Regions from separate parts of the Homo sapiens genome. Here region 1 is linked to region 2. The links are chromatin contacts, found by Hi-C in ENCODE. All regions are on one chromosome and are shown on one strand. The core of a region is the stretch at or near the end of the contact, and the rest is flanking DNA. Distances in the headings are between cores, read along the strand shown. Region 1 overlaps TARS1-DT (TARS1 divergent transcript). Region 2 has its middle 24 kb from the start of LINC02061.

Region 1 (5,531 bases), core at 1,996-4,495, 780 kb after region 2:
CATTCTTTCTGCTTGAGGAGTTGGGCTCATACCCAACTACAGAAGCTGGAGTTAGGGGACAAATTATTCTCTTCCTCAACTTTCTGGTAAAGGGGACACAGGTGTAAAACCTAAGCCTGGATAATTGGATGCTTCTTCCTTGGATTTTTGAATAGAGAAAGAATGACGTAAAGGACAGAGACAATGGCTCAAAGGTAGGGGGCCAGCAGCTGTAGCTCAGTGTGCTCAGAGGCAGTCAGGTCAGTGGCCATACTCCAACCAGCTGTTCCTGTGACATGTTCTAAATTATGTACCTGTTGCCTGGCTGATATAGTTTGGCTCTGTGGCCCGAACAAAATCTCATCTCAAGCTGTGATCCCCATGTGTCGAGGGAGGGACCTGGTGGGAGGTGACGGGATCATGGGGGAAGTTTCCCCCATGCTGTTCTCATAGTGAGTGAGTTTTCATGTGGTCTGGTAGTTTAAAAGTGTTTGGCAGTTCCCACCTCACTCTCTCTCTCTCTCTCCTGCTGCCTTTTGAAGCAGGTGCTCACTTCTCCTTCACCTTCTATCATGATTGTAAGTTTCCTGAGGCTTCCCCAGCCACGTGGAACTGTGAGTCTATTAAAGCTCTTTTCTTTACAAATGACACAGTCTCAGGTAGCTCTTTATATCAGTGTTCAGGTAGCTCTTTATATCAGGGTGAAAATGGACTAATTCACTGGCCTTCCTTAGTTTATGTCATTTCTGAGCTTAGAAACCTTCTCCTTCTGTATTTTGTGAGTTACTCAGTATATTTTCAGTGGATTCCTTTCTTGCTTGAGATAGATTCAATACTTGGGTCTGATAGAACATTTGGACTAGAGTTTGTTAATCTCATTACAGTAGTTACAGTTGCCATTCATCTGAACCCTATAGAACCAGGCATTTTGGAGAGGGGTAAAAGAAAGGAAAATTTTAAATAAATCTAACAGAGCAATCTGAAATGAGCTTCTTTATAGCACAGAGAGGAGCAAAGGCACAGAGGGGATAGTCAGGGATGGGGTTCTGAAAATAAGGGAGGGGCTCCTCAAACAAGGTATCAAATAGCACCAAAATCAGGTGCTGCTTCCTACTTTATTATTTCTTATTAGCAATAGCATTCACCAAGACACTCAAAACCTGCCCCTGATCCACGAGACCCTGAACTGTGCAGACCCAGGGGTCAGCAGCACCAAAGTAAGAACTAGAAGCTAGTAACAGAGCTTCTTCAACTACATGAAGCAAAAACTAAAAGAACTGAAAACAAAATAGACAAAGCCACAGCTTGGGTTGTATATTTCAATACCTCTCTCTCATTAATTGATGAAACAAGTAAACAGAGAATCGGTAAGGGAATATGAGACCTGAGCAACACTATGAACCAATCTGGCCTGATTGACACTTATAAAACATCCCACCCAACAACAGCAGAATACACAGTCTTTATAACTACGCATACACTAGTTAGCAAGACAGACTGTATTTTTGTCCTTAAAATAATCTCAATAAATTTGAAAATATTAAATTCATACAAATTACGTTCTCTAGCTGCAATGTAATTTACTTAGAAATCAGTAACAGAAAGGTGTATGGAAATTTTCCAAACATTGTATTGCTTCATTTTGCTTATCTTTATTTTCTAAGTGTCTGATAATAAATGTGCATTTCCTTTCAAGTAAGAGAAAAAACAACAAAAGTTACTATTATTTAAAATATATACCTTGCCTTTAAGAGGCTTACAGTCTAGTTGGAGAAAGAGATGTCTAAATAACATAATACCTGGTGGAAAGGACTAAGCACTCTTGAGGAATGAGGGAGAATTGGTTGGGTCAAGTGTAGTTTCACACCAAAACTGAAACCACTACTCTCTCCAACATCCGGACCATCATCACATTGTTCTATCTGAACAACTGGGCCTACTGTCTTCGCTCATGATGATGTTCTCTCAGGGGATCCTTTATCTCTGACTTCCAACTCCTGCCCCTGGCACCCCAGTGCACCAGACCAGAGTATTGACGTTTGAACCTCAGTTGTGAGCTGAGTTCAAGATCCCTTCCACAAGTGAAGGATGCACCTGAACATTTGCTGCAGTGTCCTTGAACTGCAGGTCAAGGACGATTTCTAGAAGTCCCCTGGAAGTTCCTCTTTTTTTTTTTTTTTTTTTTTTGAGACAGGGTCTTACTGTTACCCAGGCAGGAATGCAGTGGCACTATCACAGTTTACCACAGCCTCAACCTCCCAGACTGAAACTATCCTCCCACCTCAGCCTCCTGAGTAGTTGGGACTATAGGCCTATGCCACCATGCTCAGCTAATTTTATATTATTTGTAGAGATAGGGTCTTACTATGTTACCCAACCTACTCTTGAACTCCTGGGCTCAAGCAATCCTCCCCGTTCAACCTCCTGAAGTGCTGGGATTACAGGCACAAACCACCATGCCAGGCCCCTGGAAATTCCATGCTAGAAGACAACCTGCTAGGAGAGAGAGCATCTCTAAAGCTATTGTATCCCCACTGCCTAGCACACAGTAGTTGCTTAGTAAACATTTGCTAATTGTGTCATGGATATATTGAGAATAAAAGCATGAGCCCAAGATTGTTTTGGTCGACTGGTTATTGCTGGGATATTTATAGACAAAGCCTCTTTCCAGTGTTTTCCACCAAACTTTCCTGTAGTGCTGAGCAGGGCTGAGCAAGCCAAGCAATGAGGAGATTGGTCCAAATTCTTCAACTCTTTCTCAGCATTCTGGATTCACTAAAACCCCAAACACATTTCTATCTGGCAATTTCGTCTTTCATTTTTCAACCCCAGTGAGTTTCCAACAAAATTGAATCTCTGTTGCAAATCTGTTTGTGTTCCACTCCATCCAAATGCCAGAACCATCTATTTCAAGTTAGAAGCCTCCAAAGGCTCATGCCTGAGTAAAGGATAGCTGGGAATCCCAATTTACTCTCAAACAAACTAAAAGTAAAAAAGCTAAGAGTAGATAGAGAATGTATTGCATAATGAAATCCAAACTGTGAGTACTAATTTGTGATGCAGAAAAATGGACACTGATTTAGGACTGAGATGCTGAGCCCAGAATCTGATTTTATTTCTTGATTAATTAAGGTATGTCACTTGGCCTTCTTGGCCTCAGTTTCCCCCCATCTTGTCTAGGGAAGCTGATTCTTTTATGGGAATCAATAAGTTCCCTTCAGCTTTAGTGTTCTGTGATTTTGCAATGCTGCTTTACAGATGCTCAGGGCCCTATCCCTTGGCAAGCTGCCTCCTCTGTCCCTGTCTTGTCTCATTGCTTGTCAGTGTGTGCTAAAACAATAAACGACTGGTTGGTTGCAAGAAAAGTATGCGTTGGATCAAGCAGATGTATCTGCTCTCTGCCCTCTGGAGAGAACATAGAAGGCTTTGATGTTGTCTGAATGGGTTCCACATTTTGACCTAGGGACCCTTCAATTCTAAGTAGGCCCCATTGACAAAATATGAAACAATTATTTACAATTAAAGAAGCATTCCATACCAAACCTGCCACCATCGTTTTATTTTAAAAAGAAAAAAAGCGTAATTCCAAAGATCAAATTTCTAATCCTGAAAATGGAAAAAAAGGAGGGGTGTTGGGGGGATGCCTGGAACCTGGTTTTCATGTACTGTTCAAGTTTAATATGAGGAAATGAGTCGGCTAAGTGAGGCAGCCAGTCTCCATGTTACCATGGAGCTAAATGGATTCTTGGTGTGTATCTGTGACATGAAACACATAGCCCCCATGGCACCCAACAGTCTGCTCATCCTTGGTCTCAAACCCAACCCTTTCTTTGGGCTGGAAGTTTTTGGTGGCCCATGCAAGTGGTTACGTACAGGACGCAGCACAATTTCAGTCACATGAAAATTGTTACCTCCCTTCCTCTTCCCTGAATGTGATTTTAAAATTATCCAGAGGCCTGTCTTCCACATTCACCCAACTTCTATAGAGTAAAACAGCATTTTCTGAAATGTGGTCTGTGGAACTTACATCCTGACAAATAAATAAAGTGATACATTTACTAACACGTTTGAGATGTGCTGCATAATATCTCCTTCTCTTGAAGTTTACTTAGCATATCAAAGGCTCTGAGAAGTTCCATGCACAGTAAATAGTGGTTTTGACACTGGTCAGGAAGAGCAAAGACTACTGGGCCAAAGGAACATTTCATGTCTCTGTATATAGTGTTCATATTTTCTGATCCCAAAGTTCCTCCCCAACATATCTTCCCCCACCAAAATCACCAGTTGGAAATTACCTTTCCTCCTCTGAACTACAAGAACACTTATTTGCATCTTATTTGCATAAACTTTTTAAAAATTATTTTTTGTATTAGATATATACACAGATATGTCTTATCTGTCCCATTTGCCTGTATGCTCCTAGAGAACAGAATCCTTGTTCCTTAGTCTTTATCTATCATAGAAGATTGTACATGAGAGGCTGGGTGCGGTGGCTCACACCTGTAATCCCAATGCTTTCAGAGGCCGAGGTGGGTAGATCACTTGAGGTCAGGAGTTCGAGATCAGCCTGGGCAACATGGCAAAACCCTGTCTCTACAAAAAATACAAAACTTAGCCGAGTATGGTGGTGCGTACCTGTAATCCCAGCTATTTGGGAGGCTGAGGCAGGAAAACTGCTTGAACTTGGGAGGTGGAGGTTGTGGTAAGTCTAGATTCCGCCACTGCACTCTGGCCTCAGTGACACAGTGAGTCTCTGCTAAAAAATAAATAAATAAATAAATAAAAAAGATTGTACATGAGAGCAATCTATACATGTTTAGTTCCTTGACTGAATGATAGACGGATTGAATGGATCAATCAATCTAGGAACTGGCAGCTTTTAAATATCTATACCATCTTTGGCAAATAACAATGAAATCTTCGGCTGGGTGCAGTGGCTCATGCTTGTAATCCTAGCACTTTGGGAGGCCGAGATGGGTGGATCACTTGAGGTCAGGAGTTTAAGACCAGCCTGGCCAATGTGGTGAAACCTCCTCTCTACTAAAAATACAAAAATTAGCTGGGCATAGTGGCATGCGCCTGTAATTTTACCTACTTGGGAGGCTGACACAGGAGAATTGCTTGAACCCAGGCGGTGGAGGTTGCAGTGAGCAGAGATTGTGTCATTGCACTCCAGCATGGGCAACAGAGCAAGACTGTCTCAAAAAAAGAAAAGAAAAAGAAAAAAAATTAAATCTTTAAATAAATTTTAAAAACCCATGCTATACTCAAAGCTGAAGTTTGGAAAGTTAAAATATTAACAGTGACTGTGTAAGCATCATATGTCTCCCCTTTCCTTCTCTCTTCACTCACTAATTCAGTTTCTGAGAAACAGTATATCATCACTCTTTCATCTTCGCATCTGGAAATGTGCTTCAGGTATTCATACAACTTATTTATCATAATTAAACTTGACTTCAGAAGAAAATGTCAATTTCAGAGAGTCCATTAGGGTGGGATTATATTACTGTTTATGAATAACATTTTGTAGGCTCAATGTACAGAAAACTATA
Region 2 (5,618 bases), core at 1,742-4,241:
AAAAGGAAATGCTGTTAAACCACAAGCATGCTACCATCTTTCCATCGTGTGGTCCCTTCCCTCTTGGAACCTTGGAGCATGTGCTGTATTTTGTTCAAACTATCACTGTTTGTTGAGATGCCTTTTTTCCCCAGGGTGGTCAGTCTTTGGGAGAACTTGCATTAGTTCGTGGATATTTTAAGTTTTAATGAGCACTCAGCATACAGCAATATTACTCCAGGGGCTGGGGAATTGCTTTCTTTTATTTACATATTACTTATTAGATTTCATTTAGGAAACAGTAGTGTCTGTAAGTAATTATCTCCCACCCCCAATGTTATAAAAAATAATAACCAGGTCCTTCGAAGTTAATGTTAGTAAGACAGTGTCCTGCGGGGAGGAGCAGCTGGATCTCATAGCCTGGTGTTTGTCCCCCAAGGCTCGCGGTCCTGTGGAGGATCTCATGTGCAGTCCTGCCACTGCCTCCACCCTGGGTGGAGTAGGGATGGGAGTGGGGACTATCATTTCCTTTTGAATAAAGCTGATTTAAACAGAGAAGCACGGGTCTTTCACTAATGCCTTAGAGCCCAGCCCAGCCAAGGCTCTGTTATTCAGGAGAGGCTTTCCTCAAAGCTATGGAATGACCAAAGGCAGAGACTTACTGATGGCACCAGGGAGCACAGTAGCCTTTGGACAAATCTTCCCTGTTTATGGTTCACTGGTGAGAGCTTCCTCACTCCTCAGTTCCTGTGATGTTGAAGATACCTGAACCTGCCAAGTTCTAGCCTGAGAGAATGCCTGAGCTCCCTCTCCCTAGTTCCCGTTCTCCGCCTAGCTGGTTACACCAGCTGTGACCACCCACCCCTCTCAGAGTAGGCCATAGTTGGCCATGGAGGCAGAACTCCAGCATGACAAACATGCCAGAATGTCCCTGGACATTTAGTAACATGACAGCCCCTTCCCAGGAGTCATCACTACCTTGTACCATCGATGTGGCTAAGGGGTGAGTCACGTGTGTCTTTCCAGCGTTTGAGATTAAGTATGCTAGGCCCTGTTTGTGGAATACGTAGTTCACGTGTCACCTTTTTATCTGGGCCCTAGGTGATCTTTCCTTTCAACATCAGCCTATTCCCTCTTGCATCCTTCTTCCCACATGACAGACATCCAGTGCCTCCAATAATGACATCAAAAGGGATGAGACTGAAAAACAGATCAGAACTTGCTTGGATAACCTATTTTTCCTAAGCACTAAACAACATTAGACAACATGAAAATCTACCCTAAAACGCCTATAGGCTCACCCATAGTTGCAAGCAATAATGAAAGGTCTAAAAATATTTACACTTAGATATTATGAATATTCAATCTTTGTAACATTTTTTTTTAAATTCTGTTTTCATACTTGCATTTTTATCTACCAAATAAAAATCGATAGAAAATGTTTTAGTTCATGAAAGAGAAACTTGGCCAAAAAAAAAACAAGTTCTCATTAATTTTTGTAAACCAACTGAAGCTATAATTCTCAGCCTCCTGCTGTCACTCTTTACAGCAGGTCCTCAGTCTGAGGTCTGGGGAGACAATGCTGGTTTCCAATCCAGTTCCTGACTCTCAGTGCTCAGGATCTGCTTTGCACATTCCCTTTGAAGAACTTAGACCCACTCTCTGAAAGAGAAAACTACAGAAACACGATAGACGAGACCCCGGGCAAGGCCGAGGTGATGGGAAGGTGCGGGAAAGGCAATGAGTGGGGAGGGGATAGGATACAAAAGGATAGGCCAGGAAGACAGAGGAAGAAAAGCCTGATCAAACAGATAACATTGTTTTATAGGGAGAGGACATTAATCTTGGAGATATACGATAAATCCTTTCATATGTAGTATAAGAACAATGATGACAGCAAAAGCCAGGAAGGCAGACTCAGTTTTTCTTTGAGTGTTTAATTTCCATGGTTCCAGTTTGGTGTATTTGAGCACGATGATAGCTGTGAGCAAAATCTTCTCAATTCACTGATGTCTTGGAATTAAAACAAGCCTCTGCATCATTCTTTCACCCAGTAAGCATTTGTCAAGGTCCACTTGTGAGCATAGTGCACCAGAGAGGTCCTGAGGGATTGAAGAGAGGCAAGTGACGCTCTCCCCGCTCCAAAAGGTTTATGGTCAGGACCTCTGCTGGGATGAACAGTTCCTTGAAGGAGCCCACAGCAGGTGGTTTAGCTTAGTGGCCTTGGTAGGGAGAAGGGCAGCTGTGCAGTTAGGAATGAATTGGGGTTGTGTGTCTTGCAGGACCTGAGCTGCTGGGTGGTTTACAGCTATATGAAATTGTACGTGAAGGGGAAAATATGGCGGTGTGGATTCCTGGCTTCTGCAGGAAATAGCCAGAAAGCAAGTTATTTAGATGACTCAATGAAAACAAGAAATGGAAACTCATGCTTCTTGATTAAATGTGGCTTATTCACAGGGGGATGAGGCAAGGAGAGGAGAGAAAGGGGAGAAAAGCATGCATGTGCACATCAGTGCAAGCACATGAGTCTAAAAGGCAGATGGGATTGCCTGGAAAGGGAAAACCTCAAGGTGAATGCATCAGAATGGCCTGATGATTACAGAAAAGTTCTAACACGATGCCTAATGAATCTACAGTACCTCTCTGGGAAAGACTCAGAGGACTTTGTGAGGTTATGAAATTAATTTGTATTAAGTGTGTATAACACTCTAAAACACATTCCAACCTCAATGATCTCTCTTCTGCTATTAATTTATTCCAGCTCTTACTAAACTATCCATGGGAATCCTCCCATCCCCCGTTTAACAATTCTTTGAATCCTCAGGCTTAGCTAATTCTTATTTGATCTGCAAGGTGGCGGTGTGTAACAGTCAGTAGATGCCACTGTCTAATAGTGAAGGTGTCCACTCAACAAGCTTGTAGGTCAGAAGCTTCAGGTTCCCTTTGATGGATTAGCTCCCTGCTTGGTCGGCTGTGTAAGGTCTCAAGTCTGTGCATAGTATTTACTTAAGTCAGTGATGTAGCCACCTCTCCATTTCAGAGATGACGTTAGTGATGTGATTTGCCCTGGGTCTGTGATCATTGCTTTCACCGGCCTCTGGCTGCAGCACATTGCCTCATGCACTAAGAAGCCACAGTTGCCCTTCAAGGCTGATTCAATGGCATTTCATGGTATCTAACCCTGGCCCACTGCCCTCTGGACTTAGATCTTCAGGTTGTGTCCAAAATCTTAGCTCGGAAGATGGAGACAGGATCAGGTACCACATGGTCTTGAGTGTAGGAGCCAGTCTGAATGTGTCCTGTCACTTGATAGCAGACAGACACTCTTCATCAGCTACTCAGGACTCCAGGCGCCAGGAAGTAAGTTGAGGTCAGGGAGTTTGTTTTATCTACTGATTTGGAAAAATATTTAGCCTCCCTGGAACAGAGATGTACATTCCGTGTGCCTGAAGCCATGAAATTTGGCAAGTCTCATATCAGATACCTAAAACTGTTATGCAACTCAGTCTAATTTACATTGTAAGGCTGCCAGAGGGAACTAGATTTCTCCCTTGGTCTAAACGTCCCCTCTGACAATTCTAAGGGCCCAACAATTGATATCAATCAATCAACAATAATAATAATAATAATAGTAATAATGATATACCTTGCCCATATTTGACCTACAGTTCAAGGCCCATAGCTTTGGATAATCAGAAGTTAGAATTTGGCTCAGAGGGACATGTGAGTGACTTATGCAATACTTTGGCCATTTTACAAATGAAGACAAAGGTGTCTGACAGTGTGAATTAGAATGAAAACATCTCCCAAGCTAGCGTTTCTTCCACAATGGGCTCTTGCTGCAGAAAAGAAAAGCTATCTTTCTTGTCATTTTTCACCAAAGAGGCCATTGCATGTCTGATAATTTTTCTTCAAAATTGTTTCTTTTTATATTTAAATGCTTATTTTTTCCTAGCCGCTAGACCACCAGGGAAAAATTGTTTTCAAAAACCTTAATTCTGCTACTTAATTTTGCATGGTATATGTGAATCTGCAAAGGCAAGCACTTCAAACTGTGCTGTCTGGGGAAATAACACTTGCAATGGAAAGGCAAACTCAAAATCAGTGTGTCTAGCACTTACCTTTCAAATGATTAATGGTAATTGTGGTGTGTGTATGTATATGGGTGCAGAACTGTCAAAGAGCATCCATTTTAGATTAAACAGCTCTGGGTTCAACTTGAGGCTCAGCAAATTCTTCAGTTTTCTTATCTGGATTTTCTGTTCAACACACCAAAGTGTATTCTGTGAAATGTTAGTTTTGCAGAATAGGAAAAAAAGATCACAAGAAAAAAGGAAATCACAGTTAAATAAAAGAAGTTCAACTGGCTTTTTAACCATAGGGTCGCTCAGAGGCTTTAAGATATTAAAATACAATGTGACTCTCAAAGAAGGAACAACATATAAATTAAAATGCAATGAATATCCAAGAGTTTCTCAAACTTACCTGATTATGGACATTTTTTTTTTCATAGAGCCACTCATGAAACTGATGAATTTAGGGAAATCCTACATTCCTCCGGACTTGGGTTGCAAGTAATGAGACCAAACACTAGCTTAGGCAAAAAGAGAAAACCATTTGCTCCGGTCACCAAATCAAAGTCAGGACAAGGGTAGAGATAGCCTCCTGGACAACTGGAGCAGCTGATAATAATTAATATTTATTGTGAGACAACCATGTGCCAGGCACTGTTCAGCATGCTTCTCATGCATTAATTCATTCAATCCTCACAACAGTTCCATGAGCTAAGTACTATCATTATCTTTTACAGAAGAGGAAACTCAGGTTCAAAGAGGTTCAGTTTCCCAAGGTTACCTAGGCAGTCTGACTCTGAGCCCACACTTGGAACCACTGACCTTATGCTTCTCCAGGGACTTAAATGCTGTCAAAGTTTATTTTTCCTGCATGACTCTTGCGTCCTTGGGTCTATTTAATTCTCTTCAACCAGCTTTCCCCATGAGACAGAGACCTGGCTCCCGCCTGTCAGCCTGCCCCCTACCTCCTTCCCGGGAAAGGGCTCCTCTTCCAATTCCTATTAAAAACATTCTGGGCTGGGTGCGGTGGCTGATGCCTATAATCCCAGCAGTTTGGGAGGCCAAAGCAGGTGGATCTTTTGAGGTCAGGAGTTAGAGACCAGCTTCTACTAAAAATACAAAAACAAAAACAAAAACAAAAAATTAGCTGGGCATGGTGGTGCGTGCCTGTAGTCTTAGCTACTCAGGAGGCTGAGGTGGGAGAATTGCTTGATCCTGGAGGCAGAGGTTGCAGTGAGCTGAGATCGCACCACTGTGCTCCTCCAGCCTGGGTGACGGACCGAGACTCCATCTCAAAAAACAACAGAACATTCTGGAGAAGATCTATGATTAGCTCCTGACTTGAGGTCATGTGCCCAATCTTGGGCCAGTCACTAGGGTGGAGGGGCGGGTGGGGTGTTCTCGTCAGCTCAGCTTACATACCATTATTGTGGCCAGGAGAGCAGTGAACTATGATGGCCACTTCCACTATATCAGCATGGTCATAATAGGGTGACCATTATGTGATAGGGGGCACTTCTTTGAAAGAAAGAAGGTATGTTTTCCAGAAGAGGTGGCCAAGGACAC

The links. Hi-C counts contacts between places; a loop is a spot of excess contacts on that map. Pooled maps may share reads with other maps.
Region 1: a map of K562 shows a loop between it and region 2 (2.6-fold over the local background). The contact joins two enhancer-like sites. A Hi-C loop is called at or near these places in 11 of 168 maps with a recorded cell type or tissue (A673, Caco-2, Calu3 and 8 more), 13 of 37 single-sample maps with no recorded cell type and 18 of 50 pooled maps.

What each region holds. Positions count from the first base shown.
Region 1 is chr5:33,406,311-33,411,841 of GRCh38, forward strand. It overlaps TARS1-DT (TARS1 divergent transcript), which reads right to left. Exons shown (of 3, transcript XR_001742630.2): 3 at 1,612-4,735. Among named protein-coding and RNA genes, the nearest start is that of TARS1-DT, 32 kb to the right of the region's middle. Within about 2 kb of position 3,246, at least 3 of the 41 ENCODE cell types and tissues checked have a DNase peak (open chromatin) inside an H3K27ac peak, as active enhancers do.
Region 2 is chr5:32,625,265-32,630,882 of GRCh38, forward strand. No RefSeq gene overlaps it. Among named protein-coding and RNA genes, the nearest start is that of LINC02061, 24 kb to the right of the region's middle. Within about 2 kb of position 2,992, at least 3 of the 41 ENCODE cell types and tissues checked have a DNase peak (open chromatin) inside an H3K27ac peak, as active enhancers do.